2 separate regions of the Homo sapiens genome follow, and region 2 is linked to region 1. Evidence: read pairs that join two places in POLR2A ChIA-PET (ENCODE). Cell type or tissue: HCT116. All regions are shown on one strand. Links, peaks and the distances in the headings refer to the core of each region. The heading gives the core; the rest is flanking DNA.

Region 1 (4,000 bases), core at 1-4,000:
TATTCACTATAGGCAAAACGTGGAAGCAATCTAAGTGTCTACTGATGGATAAATGGATAAGCAAAGTACGTACGGTCTGTATGCACAATGAAATTTTTTTTCTTTTCCTCAAATTCCTCTGATACAATGGAATATTATTCATCCTTAAAAAGGAAGAAAATTCTGACATACACCACAACATGAATGAACCTTGAGGACATTATGCAAAGTGAAATAAGCCAGCCACAAAAAGACAAATGCTGTATGATTCCACTTATATGAGATACTTAGAGTAGTCAAAATCATAGACAGAAAGTAAAATGATGGTTTCCAGGAGCCCAGAGGGAAGAATGGGAAGTTATTGTGTAATGAATATAAAGTTTCAGTTCTGCAAGATGAAAAGAGTTCTGGAGATGGATGGTGGTGATGGTTGTACAACTACATGAATGTACCTGATACCACTGAACTATATACATAAAAATGGTTAAGATAATAAATTTTGGCCAGGCGCGGTGGCTCACGCCTGTAATCCCAGCACTTTGGGAGGCTAAGCGGAGGCGGATCACCTGAGGTCAGGAGTTCAAGAGCAGCCTGGCCAACATGGTGAAACCCCGTCTCTACTAAAAATACAAAAATTAGCTGGACATAGTAGCGGACACCTGTAATCCCAGCTACTAGGGAAGCTGAGACTGGAGAATTGCTTCAGCCCGGGAGGCGGAGGTTGGAGTGAGCTGAGATCACACCATTGCACTGCAGCCTGGGCAACAAGAGTGAAACTCCGACTCAAAAAAAAAAAAAAAAAAAAAAAAGATAGTAAATTTTATGTTACATGTATCATAGCACAATAAAAAATGCGGCGGGGTGTAGAAATCTATACACAAATGTTTACACTGGCTTTGTTCATAATTTTCCATAATTGGAAACAACAAAGCATCCTTCAACTGGTGAATGGGTAAACAAATTGTGGTAACTACTCCTTAGCAATAAATAGGAACAAACTACTGATACATGCACCAATATGGATTAACCTCTCACGGACCATGTTAAATGAAAGAAGCCAGACTTACAAGACTAAATACTGCAAATAGGGTATGATTACAGTCATATGAATTTTGGAAATATCAAGACTACAGAAACAGATAAAAGATCAGTGGCCACCAGGAGCTAGGAGTTGGGGGAAGATTTGACTACAAAGGAGCATGGTGATTTTGAGGGTGACAAAACTGTTCTATAGTTTGATTGTGGTGGTTACATGACTCTACGCTTTTGCGAAAACTCAGAGAACTGTATGTGAAAGGGTGAATTTTACTGTCTGTAAATTAACCTCAATAAATCTGACTTTTGAAAGAACAATAATAAAATAGAGCCATGTGGTGCTTCCATGACACACATCTGAAACAAAATCACATAGAAAGGTTGAAAGAATGGAAAAAGATACATCAAACAAACACTAACCAAAAGAAAGGTGGAATAGCTATACTAATATCAGACAGATTGAAGGCAAAAAGCACTGGTAAAAATGAGAGTCATTACATTAAAGGAACAATTCCCTAGAAAGATTCAATATATATATATATATATTTTTTGAGACGGAGTCTCACTCTGTCGCCCAGGCTGGAGTGCAGTGGTGCGATTTCAGCTCACTGCAAGCTCCGCCTCCAAGGTTCATGCCATTCTCCTGCCTCAGCTTCCCGAGTAGCTGGGACTACAGGCACCTGCCACCACACCTGGCTCATTTTTTGTATTTTTAGTAGAGACGGGGTTTCACCGTGGTAGCCAGGATAGTCTCCATCTCCTGACCTCATGATCCGCCCACTTCGGCCTCCCAAAGTGCTGGGATGACAGGCTTGAGCCACCGCACCCAGCCGAAAGATTCAGTATTTCTAAACACTAATAACAAAGGCTCAAGATATACAAAGCAGGCCAGGCACGGTGACTCACGCCTGTAATCCCAGCACTTTGGGAGGCAGAGGCGGAGAGATCACTTGAGGTCAGGAGTTCAAGACTAGCCTGGCCAACATGCTGAAACCTCATCTCTACTAAAAATACAAAAATTAGCCAGGCGTGGTGACACCTGGATGTAGTCCCAGCTACTCAGGAGGCTGAGGTAGAAGAATCGCTTGAATCTGGGAGGTGGAGGCTGTAGTGAGCTGAGATCTCACCACTGCAATCCGGCCTGGGTGACAGAGCAAGACTCTGTCTTTAAAAAAAAAAAAAAAGAAAGAAAGAAAGAAAGAAATATATACACACACACACACACACACACACACACACACAAAGCAAAATTTGACAGAATTACATGAAGAAAGTGACAAATTCACCACCATTATAGAAAAATTTAGCTCTTTTAGTAATGGGTCATTAATAAGCAGACAAGAAGTAGTACACATACAGAAGATCTGGAAAACACAATTAAAAAGCTTAATTCAAGAAGTATAGGTAGAGTCCTGCACCAATCAGAGAATACATTATTTTTGGGCATACATAGAACACTTGTAAAAAAAAAAAAAAAGGCTGCAAACAAGTCTACAATTTTTTAACTAGGCCACAATTTTTTAACCAAATTTAGAAATCAATTTAGTTACAAATAGGTAACTTTAAAAACTTCAGGCCAGGTACAGTGGCTCACACCTGTAAGCCCAGCACTTTGGGAGGCCGAGGGGGGCAGATCACGAGGTCAGGAGTTGGAGACCACCCTGGCTAACACAGTGAAACCCTGTCTCTACTAAAAATACAAAAAATTAGCCAGGCATGGTGGCGGGTGCCTGTAGTCCCAGCTACTCGGAAGGCTGAGGCAGGAGAATGGCGTGAACCCAGGAGGCAGAGCTTGCAGTGAGCCGAGATCGCGCCACTGCACTCCAGCCTGGGTGACAGAGCGAGACTCCGTCTCAAAAAAAAAAAAAAAAAAATTCAAACTTTTGAATTTGTAAATGTATATAGGTTCAGAAAGAGCTCAAAATGGAAGTTAGAAAATTTAAAACATGAAATATGTTACATATCAAAATTGGTACAGCTGGGCACAGTAACACACACCTATAATTCCACTAGGAAGGCTGAGGCAAGAGGATTCCTTGAGCCCAAGAGTTCAAGATCAGTTTGGGCAACTTAGCAAGACCTTATCTCTAAATACACACACACAGAGACACACAGACACACACACACACGTGTATATATATACATATATATACACACACATATATAATTACATATATACACACATATACAGTATATATACATATTTACACAAACACACACACATATATAGAGTGCAACTAAAGTGATATTTAGAGGGAAATTTATAGCCCTAAATGTACATATCAGACAATAAAATCAGTGCTGGAGAAAACCAAAAAATAAACTATCATGCTATTTTCCAATATGGTACATTCCAATGAAAGGAAGAGTCAATTGTTTCTCTGCATGTTTACTCTCTAATCAGAAAGTGGTTGGGTCATAAGGAAGAAAGATAACATATGTAAGTGTTTAGCTTTGGCAAGGGAACATCACTAATTGAATGTTTATGTAATTGAAATTAAAGAAGATTGAAATATTCATCTTTAGTGTTTTCTTTTTTTTTTGAGACGGAGTCTCGCTCTGTCGCCCAGGCTGGAGTGAAGCGGCACGATCACTGCTCACTGCAAGTTCTCCCTCCCGGGTTCACGCCATTCTCCTGTCTCAGCCTCCCAAGTAGCTGGAACTACAGGCACCCGCCACCACGCCTGGCTAATTTTCTGTATTTTTAGTAGAGACATGGTTTCACCATGTTAGCCAGGATGGTCTCAATCTCCTGACCTCATGATCCGCCTGCCTCGGCCTCCCAAAATGCTGGGATTACAGGGGTAAGCCACTGCGCCCAGCCTAGTGTTTTCACATTATCCATATTACTTTCTATTGCTCGTGAACACACACATGCACACACACATAAACTGGCCTTTTTGGATGGTGTGGAGGACCGACCACTCCATAGATTTTATCCACTCCACTGTAGTGGGCTGAGGAGGATCGACTCAAACTACCCAGC
Region 2 (9,680 bases), core at 2,564-6,563, 140 kb after region 1:
TGGGTGAACACAACCATACAAGGGGGAGAGGTCTCTACCAGTGGCCTGTGCAGTCCTGCCATGTTCTTTCCTGGTCAATGTTTTAAATGATAACTTGGAATACTACTAAATACAGCCGGGCGCAGTGGCTCACGCCTGTAATCCCAGCACTTTGGGAGGCTGAGGTGGGTGGATCACTTGAGGTCAGGAGTTCAAGACCAGCCTGGCCAACATAGTGAAACCCCATCTCTACTAAAAATACAAAAAATTAGCCAGGCATAGTGGCAGGCACCTGTAATCCCAGCTACTCGGGAGGCTGAGGCAGGAGAATCGCTTGTACCCGGGAGGTGGAGGTTGCACAGAGCCAAGATCGCACCACCACTGTACTCCAGCGTGGGCAACAGAGTGAGACTCTGTCTCAAAAACAAAACAAAAAAACAGGCGGGGCACAGTGGCTCATGCCTGTAATCCCAGCACTTTGGGAGGCCGAGGCAAGCGGATCATGAGGTCAGGAGATGGAGACCATCCTGGCCAACATGGTGAAACCCCATCTCTATTAAAAATACAAAAATTACCTGAGCGTGGTGGTGCGTGTCTGGAATCCCAGCTACTCAGGAGGCTGAGGCAGGAGAATCGCTTAAAACCAGGGAGTCGGAGGTTGCAGTGAGCTGAGATCGCGCCACTGCACTCTAGCCTGGCAACAGTGAGACTAGGTCTCAAAAAGGAAAAAAAAAAGACTTTTACTAAATACTGTATTATTATATGCATATTTCACAAGGCTCTGAGAAATACCCAGTACTTTGAGTAACAGACGTATAGTTCAAAGAGATCTCAGAGACTGGAATAATAGAATATGACACCCAAAGGATATATCTCAACAGGAATAAGTAAACAAAATCAAGCAATCCATACAATACGTTTAGCAGCCCTTCGTCCTTACCACAGCACTTTAAGTTAGCCGGGCAAGCATACATTTGGCTGGTTGGGTAACAGCCGAATTCTCATATGTTAAGTCTGGAGGGAATTAGAAGTGTTGATTTAGCAGCTCTGCTCTGTGGAAGATGGCATCTCTGTGATTCTCTTGGCTTGTATCCCACGGTCATAAGGTAGCTGCTGCGGCTCCAGCCATTCCTACATTCACAGGTAGAGGTAGGGGAAGAACGACTGCTAAGGCCGGGCGCGGTGGCTCATGCCTGTAATCCCGGCACTTTGGGAGGCCGAGGCGGGTGGATCACGAGGTCAGGAGATCGAGATCATCCTGGCCAACGTGGTGAAACCCTGTCTCTAATAAAAATACAAAAAAATTAGCTGGGCATAGTGGCGGCCGCCTATAGTTCCAGCTACTTGGGAGGCTGAGGCAGGAGAATGGCATGAACCTAAGAGGCAGAGCTTGCAGTGAGCCGAGATCATGCCACTGCACTCCAGCCTGGGCTACTGAGTGAGACTCCATCTCCAAATAAAAAAAAGAACAACTGCTAGCCGCAATGATCTCTTCTATCTCAAATGCAAAAGCTTCCCCTGGCAAGCTGGAAGTCAACTCACATTTGTACATCATTGACTAGAAATCTGTCACATGGCTACTCATAGCTATAAGGGAGACGGAAAATATGAGCATTTAGATTTCTTTTCAGTCTATAGTGAAGTTTGGAAAACGACAAGTGAGTTAAAGGTATCGTATTCCATTTCACATTTGGAGAAAACATAGGGTTGAGAGAAGTTAAATATTTGCCCCAATATCGTATAGTTAATAGGCTGGATACAGGTTTGAATCCAGGACTATCTTTCTCCCAGTTTCACTGCATATTTCGCACAGTGCTGCCTTCCAGGATTAATATCACAGGAGGAAACTTGACAGGGACATCCTGGAACATCTTTTGAGTGGAAGAACCCATTACATAAATGCAGGATGAAGAAAAAATTTCATTTGAAAAAGATGTGGAAATTTAGCTTGCCACAAACTTAATAGAAGCCAAAACTGAAGAGAGGATGCATCCAGAGAAGTGTCCAGATGGAGACAACTGAGCCACAGATGTGATAGTCAGCCCTAGGGGAATATGGTGCTCTGTTCTGGGGCGATTCCTCAAGAAGAAAGTTGACCATCTACAGACACCTGGAGAGGACAGAACTTTTTTGGGAGGGTAGGCGGCCTGCCTAAAAACCTTGTCACCCAAGAGGAGAGTGAAGCACCAGGGGATTGTAGCCTGGGGGAGGGGTCATCCAACAACACAACTGTCTTCGTTTTCAAATATCTTAAGGGCTGTAAGATGAACCAGAATGTATGTTGTCCCAGAGGCCAGAATGAGAACTGATGGGCAGAACTCTCCGGTAAGATTTTGGCTGAACATAAAGGAAACCCCTTTAAACCAGGGCTGTCCAGCAGAGAAAATGCTCCCCATGAGTGGAGGGCCCCAGGACATAGAGGGGACTCCAGGAAAAGCTACAGAGAAGATGTTGCTGATTCCTGCACCCATGGGAACTTGATGCCCTCCATCTCTAGGAGCTTATAAAAATGTGAGTCTGCAAGCAAATACCCAGGAAAAGCAGCTCTCTCCCCCTCTATATTCATTTACGGGGTGGGCGTGAGGGAAGGACCGCTAGTAAAAATTAAGTAATAGGAACAGTGAACATTTTTATGGGAAACCCCAAAATATTTCAAAATAATATTTTATCTCTGAAATTGTTGCTTTTTTTTTTTTAATATTCGATGCCATGGTTGGGCTCTTTAAGATGCAAGGAAGAGAGCATTCAAAGCCTTAAATGAGCTTGGTGGAAGGATATTCATCATCTCAACAGCTATACCACCACTCAGGAGTTTCTGCACTTTCTAAGCTGAATTCTGCAGAGACCCGAGACAGTAGTTCATGGGAGTCCTGCATATGGCATCTGCCCCAGCATCTCCACTTCTCTTTGCATCTCACAGGCAAGCTCCTTTAGCAGGAAGGATCTAAGTAGGTAGTTTGTCTCCAACCAATAAGACGCAGCCTTATTGGCACCCCTTGGCAGAACACTACCAATCCCTGGTCCAATTGCCTGTGGCCAGGGAACAGCACTGATGTTCGGGATGCTCCACAGCCTTCCAAGCACAAAAATGTAGGCAGAAAGAACGCCCTGGTGCCGAGACCAGCTCGGTTGGGGAGACCCTAACCCAGTGGCACTAGAGGAATTAAAGACACATACACAGAAATATAGAGGTGTGAAACGGGAAATCAGGGGTCTCACAGCCTTCAGAGCTGACAGCCACGAACAGAGATTTACCCACGTATTTATTAACAGCAAGCCAGTCATTAGCATTGTTTCTATAGATATTAAATTAACTAAAAGTATCCCTTATGGGAAACCAAGGGATGGGCCGAATTAAAGGAATAGGTTGGGCTAATTAACTGCAGCAGGAGCATGTCCTTAAGGCACAGATCGCTCATGCTATTGTTTGTGGTGTAAGGAACACCTTTAAGCGGTTTTCCACCCTGGGCAGGCCAGGTGTTCCTTGCCCTTATTCTGGTAAACCCACAACCTTCCAGCATGGGCGTTATGGCCATCATGAACATGTCACAGTGCTGCAGAGATTTTGTTTATGGCCAGTTTTGGGGACAGTTTATGGCCAGATTTTGGAGGGCTTGTTCCCAACACCCTGGGACACATTTCTGGTTCAAGCTGACGGGCTCAAGTACTGCCTGGGACGGCCATTCTGACTGAGCTCACAAGGTAGTGTTTGTTTGTTTGTTTTGAGACAGAGTTTTGCTCTTGTTGCCCAGGCTGGAGTGCAATGGCAGGATCTTGGCTCGTCGCAACCTCCACCTCCCGGGTTCAAGCGATTCTCCTGCCTCAGCCTCTGGAGTAGCTGGGATTACAGGCATCTGTCACCACACTCGGCTAATTTTGTATTTTTAATAGATACGGGGTTTCTCCATGTTGGTCAGGCTGGTCTTGAACTCCTGACCTCAGGTGATCCACCTACCTTGGCCTCCCAAAGTGCTGGGATTACAAGTGTGAGCCACCGCACCCGGCCTGTTTTTTGTTTTTGTTTTTGTTTTCAGACGGAGTCTCGCTCTGTTGAGCAGGCTGGAGTGCAGTGGCGCTATCTCGGCTCACTGCAAGCTCCGCCTCCCGGGTTCACGCCATTCTCCTGCCTCAGCCTCCAGAGTAGCTGGGACTACAGATGCCCACCACCACGCCTGGCTAATTTTTTGTATTTTTAGTAGAGATGGGGTTTCACCATGTTAGCCAGGATGGCCTTGATCTCCTGACCTCATGATCCACCCGCCTCGGCCTCCCAAAGTGCTGGGATTACAGGCGTGAGCCACTGCGCCAGCCCCACATGGTAGTTTTGATACCCCAAGGGGCTTTGGTGTCTCAGAGTAAATAGCCCTGACATTCTTGTCAAACAGCACCTGATGAGAGCTGTTTTTCTTAATCATTCTCCTTAAATTGACCACACTCCAAAAGAGGTAAGACTGTGTGTGGGGCTTTTTGAGAAAGAGAGGTTACCAAGAGGGTCTGTGAGCCATAGAAAGTCAAGTGGCAGAGTCAGCTACAGGTTCACCATTCCCAAGCCAGGCATCATTAGAGTCTAAGGACTTTATTCCACCAATCTGAGCTCTCTCCTGTCCCCTTCAGCCATGATTTGAACCCACCCAGGGATAAGGGACCCCGGGGTGGCTTCCACCCTACCCACCTTCAGTCTTTAGGCCGCTTTGGTGAGGCCTCAGCATCTAATGTAATTGTCTTCACTCAAGTCTTGGCCATCAGACCCCTGGAGAGCTAATTTGATTTCTTTCCTTTTAAATTAGATTTCCCCAAACCATCTGCTTCCACTGTGGAAATGCAGGCAGGATCAGCTTTTTTTTTTTTTTTTTTTTTTTCAGACGGAGTCTTGCTCTGTCGCCCAGGCTGGAGTGCAGTAGCATGATCTCAGCTCACTGCAACCTCTGCCTCCTAGGTTCAAGCCATTCTCCTGCCTCAGCCTCCTGAGCAGCTGAGATTACAGACGCATGCCACCACACCCGTCTAATTTTTTGTATTTTTAGTAGAGACAGGTTTTCACCGTGTTCCCCAGGCTGGTCTCAAGCTCCCGAGCTCAGGCAATCCACCCGCCTCGGCCTCCCAAAGTGCTAGGATTACAGGCGTGAGCCACCATGCCTGGTGAGGATCAGCTCTTATTCCAGTATAGAATCTCCACTACTCTGCAAGGAGTCGAGGACCCAGAGCTGACCTGGCCAAGCAAGGCAGTGTGTGACCCAGTGAGGCTAACACACCCGGCAAGGACAGGCAGCGGTGCTCATAGACCTCAGCATAGTTTGGGCTGAACAACTGATCCTCTGTACCACACTGGGAGCTGGGGAGGCATGGGGATCATTCTCTATTCTTAACATATGGAGAAACAGGGCCAAAGAAAAGGGTCACTGATGCCGGGACCACAAAGCTCCAGCCAGCCTGGAGAAGAGCATGGTTACAGTAGAAAGCACAGAGACATGGGAAATAGACCTATGTACAACTTATGTCTCAGACACTCGACTAGCGTGTCTTCGGCCTCAGTTTCCTCATATAAATTGGAGCTAATAAAACATATCAGGCCAGAGCCAGGCGTGGTGGCTCACGCCTGTAATCCCAGCACTTTGGGAGGCCAAGGCAGGTGGATCACGAGGTCAGGAGATCGAGACCATCCTGGCTAATATGGTGAAACCCTGTCTCTACTAAAAATACACAAAATTATCTGGGCATGATGGTGGGTGCCTGTAGTCCCAGCTACTTGGGAGGCTGAGGCAGGAGAATCACTTGAACCCAGGAGGTGGAAGTTGTGGTGAGCTGAGATTATACCACTACACTCCAGCCTGGGCAACAGAGTGAGACTCTGTCCCAGAAAAAAAAAAAAAAAAAAAAAAAGAGAGACAGTAGAGATCATATACCTGAGTAGGTGCTGGGTTCATCTGCAGATCAGTTATGCACCTCCTGAGCCTTCTTGCTGTGGCAATGCTGGGTGGCCGTGGCTTCCATGAACTCCCATGAGGAGTTGGGGTTGCTCAGTGGGATGCGGGCCAGAGTCACGATGCTGACATGAGATGATACAACTTTGATTAAGGTTTATGGTAAAGTCACAGCTTTGTTTAAGACTGCACTAAAACTGATGACATTTCCGAAGCTTCTGACCAAAAATGTGGAGCACATAAAAGAAAGTCAGTTAAGGTTAAGAAGCATTAGAGCCGGGCACAGCGGCTCACACCTGTAATCCCAACATTTTTTTAAATTTTTATTTATTTATTTATTTTTTTGAGATGGAGTCTCACTCTGTCACCCTGGAGTGCAGTGGCACAATCTTGGCTCACCACAACCTCTGCCTCCCGGGTTCAAGCAATTCTCCTGCCTCAGTCTCCTGAGTAGCTGGGATTACAGTCATGCGCCACTACGCCCGGCTAATTTTTTGTATTTTTAGTAGAGACACGGTTTTGCCATGTTGACCAGGCTTGTCTCGAACTCCTGACCTCAAGTGATCCACCCACCTCAGCCCAAAGTGCTGGTATTATAGATATAAGCCACTGCACTCGACCCTGATCCACTTTTCTTAATCTTTTCTTAAAAGAGTTATCAGTGATGAAGAAAATGAGCAGGAGAATGAAGATGAAATGCAAAGACAGTATTCAGCAAATTAAAGTTAGGAATCCCCTGAATCTCTTGGAAACAAGAGAGCTGGTTTCCTGAGTATTTGCTTGGAGATCCACATTTCTCTAAGCTCTTGGAGATGGAAAGCACATAGGAGTTCAAGTCCCCATCAGTGCTGGAATCAGCAACACTTTATCTCTAGCTTCTCCGGGAGCCCTCACTGGCATGGATACCTCTCCATCACAATCCCCTGATGTTGAAAGAGACTCAGGGGAACTTCTAACTCTTCTGCCATGCACCCTGCCCCAGCCAGACCTAGAAAAACCTAGACCCAAATTCAGTGGCCACCACCATTTTATATCAGGCTGCCCTTCATTTCCTTCTGGACCAGCACGGAGTCCCCCATCACCTCCCATGTTCCCAGATCCTCCTGCAGATACCAAAGTGTTGGAAGGTGTAATAGGCGTTTGGTCACGAATGACATCTTGACCACTCTCTGGGTTTAAAGCAAATACAGAGGAGGAGGGTAATAGCACTTCAGTTATTTCAAATCTCTCTCTCCCAAGGAGAGGAGTATGTTTTCGGCCCTGGCTGACACAAGCAAATGTTTCATCATTTTCTCTATAATAAGAGTTAGCTATTATATCTAGTATAATTTATATCTCCTTACAATTGTAGTAGGTTGGAAATTGTTGAATAACCAATGTATAAACACAGTCTAGCCAAGAAAACAGAATCCAAAACAGGTAATTCATCAGAGAGAATTTAATATAGGAAACTGGTTAAGCAAGTATTGAAAAACCACTAAGAGAACAAAGAAGTAATGCAGAAATCATAGCCAGGGAAAACAGCTGGCAGCCCTAGGGCTGCGGAACAGAAGGAAGAGATGGGATTATCAGATTCTAGAAGCCCAGAGGAGGGGCTCTGCAGAGTTGGGGCTCAGACCTTGAGGAGGGGGCATGTCCCAGCTGTTGCTGGTGACTCTGGGGGCTGTGGAGAGGCGACTCTTAAAACTTTCCTGAGGTGAGCAAGCAAGAAAGGAAAAGCTGGCCACCTCCTCTTCCCCACAGCCTGGCTTCTCCCAGCAGAGGGAAAGCTGTCATAACTTGAATATAATCGGAATCTTTGACAGTTACCTACAATTGAGCATCATCATTCTAGAATTAAGACTGTGTTTTGCAGCTTGAAGTCACTATGGGACTTCACCCTAAAAGGGATCAAGAAAGTCTGAGACTGGTCACATATCTATCTTGAGCCAGGGAACAACTACCCCTACTGACCACAATTTAGGAAAAACGTGAGACAGAAGAAAGGTGCTTTAAGATCGCAACCCACAAACCCTGCTTGTTCCACCTACCAGATGCAAATACAACATGCTTGGCACATAGGAAACACAAAATACACGGCATTTTTCCTATGGAATCCTATTGACTGAAATGTAAGAGTGTTGAACTCCACCTCACCAAAAGATTACAAAATCCTCGGGTTCCAGTTGTGCCAGGAGCAGGGTTGTCCGAAAGTGACTCTGAGCTGGGTTGCATGCACGGAGAGCTCATTGGGATCCAGGATTCCCCTTCTCTGAGTGGGAGGAGCCACCCCAAGCTCAGCTTCCCACAACTAGTAGCTTAACAGGGAATTGCAGCATTCCCTGGTCCAGGAGTCTCCGGGGCCTGGGCTTGTTCCGGCAGCTGTCACCAGTTAGCACTTAAATCCAGACTGCCTGGCCCCAAGCAGTCTGTGGGTCCTTCCCTTAATAAGGCTACTTTCATTATTTGCCCTGCAAATAAATGCCAGGGTCCCTTCTCTGGAACATGACAACTCTGTCTTGCCGAGCCTTGCTGGACCTGTAAATTTTCCCTTCTCTTACTCCACCTCCTCGGAAATAAATAAAAGGTCTTCTTTTACCCATGCCATTGGACATCGTGGGATTCATCCTCATCCCTGATGCTTTACAGGTGGGGACCCAGATAGAGCCCGTCTTGCACAACGGTTCCAAGTTAACTCCAGGGAACACGTGACAAGGGTAGATTGACTCAGACACACAGGGCCCCTATATTTGGGTCTTCTCTTTCTACCCAAATTTATAGACCTCTTCACACCAAATGCAGACCCTACCCCAACTGGATCTCCTTTGAATCAGCTTTTTTTTTTTCGAGATAGAGTCTCGCCCTGTAACCCAGGCTGGAGTGCAGTGGCGCGATCTCGACTTACCGAAACCTCCGCCTCCCAGGTTCAAGCAATTCTTGTGCCTCAGCCTCCCAAGTAGCTGGAATTACAGGCGCCTGCCATGACATCTGGCTAATTTTTGTATTTTTAGTAGAGACAGGGTTTCGCCACGTTGGCCAGGCTGGTCTTGAACTCCTGACTTCAGGTGATCTACCCGCCTCAGCCTCTCAAAGTGCTGGGATTACATGCGTGAGCCACTGAGCCAGGCCTGAATCAGCTCTTTACCTTAACACATACTGTGCCCACCACCACCCACCTAGAGTCCCTCCCTCTCTTCCTCATGAGGTCCTTCCTTCCCTCCAAGGCCCAGCTCAGAGCCTCCTCAACCCATCATCAGACCTTGTGGCAGAGACCTCTTGCTGATCGTCAGAGGCCCTGCCCCCTTTATGGAGGGTGCAGTCAGTGCTGGAAGGGGCTGCCCAGCCAGTCTCCCTGCATCTGCAAGGGATAATGGGACCACTTCTTGCTGGTGGAATAAAAGTGGAAGTGGTGAGCGTAACTTCCAGCACAGAAGCAGGTGTGTCTTCTCGGCTCTTTCTCCTCTAACAGATCAATGGAGGAATCTAGAGGAAGGAAGAAATGATCTTGGATCCCTGAATGGCCTTATGAAAGGCACCTCAGCAAGACTGCTTGTGCACTGGCGGGGATGCAGGGAGGGGTATCTTTTTTTTTTTTTTTTTTTTTTGAGATGGAGTCTCGTGCTGTCACCCAGTCTGGAATGCAGTGGCATGATCTCGGCTCACTGCAACCTCCACCTCCTGGGTTCAAGCCATTCTCCTGCCTCAGCCTCCTGAGTAGCTGGGACTACAGGCACCTGCCACCACGCCTGGCTAATTTTTTGTATTTTTAGTAGAGATAGGGTTTCACCATGTTAGCCAGGA

What was found. ChIA-PET counts read pairs that join two places held together with the same protein. Peaks named below come from ENCODE experiments on the same cell type or tissue, not always from the same donor. Only the 100,000 strongest peaks of a DNase experiment are listed, where the experiment ranks them.
Region 2: POLR2A ChIA-PET joins it to region 1 with 6 read pairs; 3 of 35 experiments call an interaction of 5 or more read pairs at or near these places.

The regions. Positions count from the first base shown.
Region 1 is chr12:6,106,112-6,110,111 of GRCh38, forward strand. The region is part of intron 5 of VWF (von Willebrand factor); the gene reads right to left. Among named protein-coding and RNA genes, the nearest start is that of VWF, 17 kb to the right of the region's middle. In HCT116, for the core only: no CTCF peak of the experiment used is centred there; a DNase peak (open chromatin) is centred at 1,860; H3K4me3 peaks cover 892 bases; H3K27ac peaks cover 487 bases.
Region 2 is chr12:6,242,341-6,252,020 of GRCh38, forward strand. LOC105369625 (a long non-coding RNA gene) reads right to left here. Exons shown (of 5, transcript XR_001748979.2): 3 at 5,883-6,025. Among named protein-coding and RNA genes, the nearest start is that of CD9, 47 kb to the left of the region's middle. In HCT116, for the core only: no CTCF peak of the experiment used is centred there; no DNase peak of the experiment used is centred there.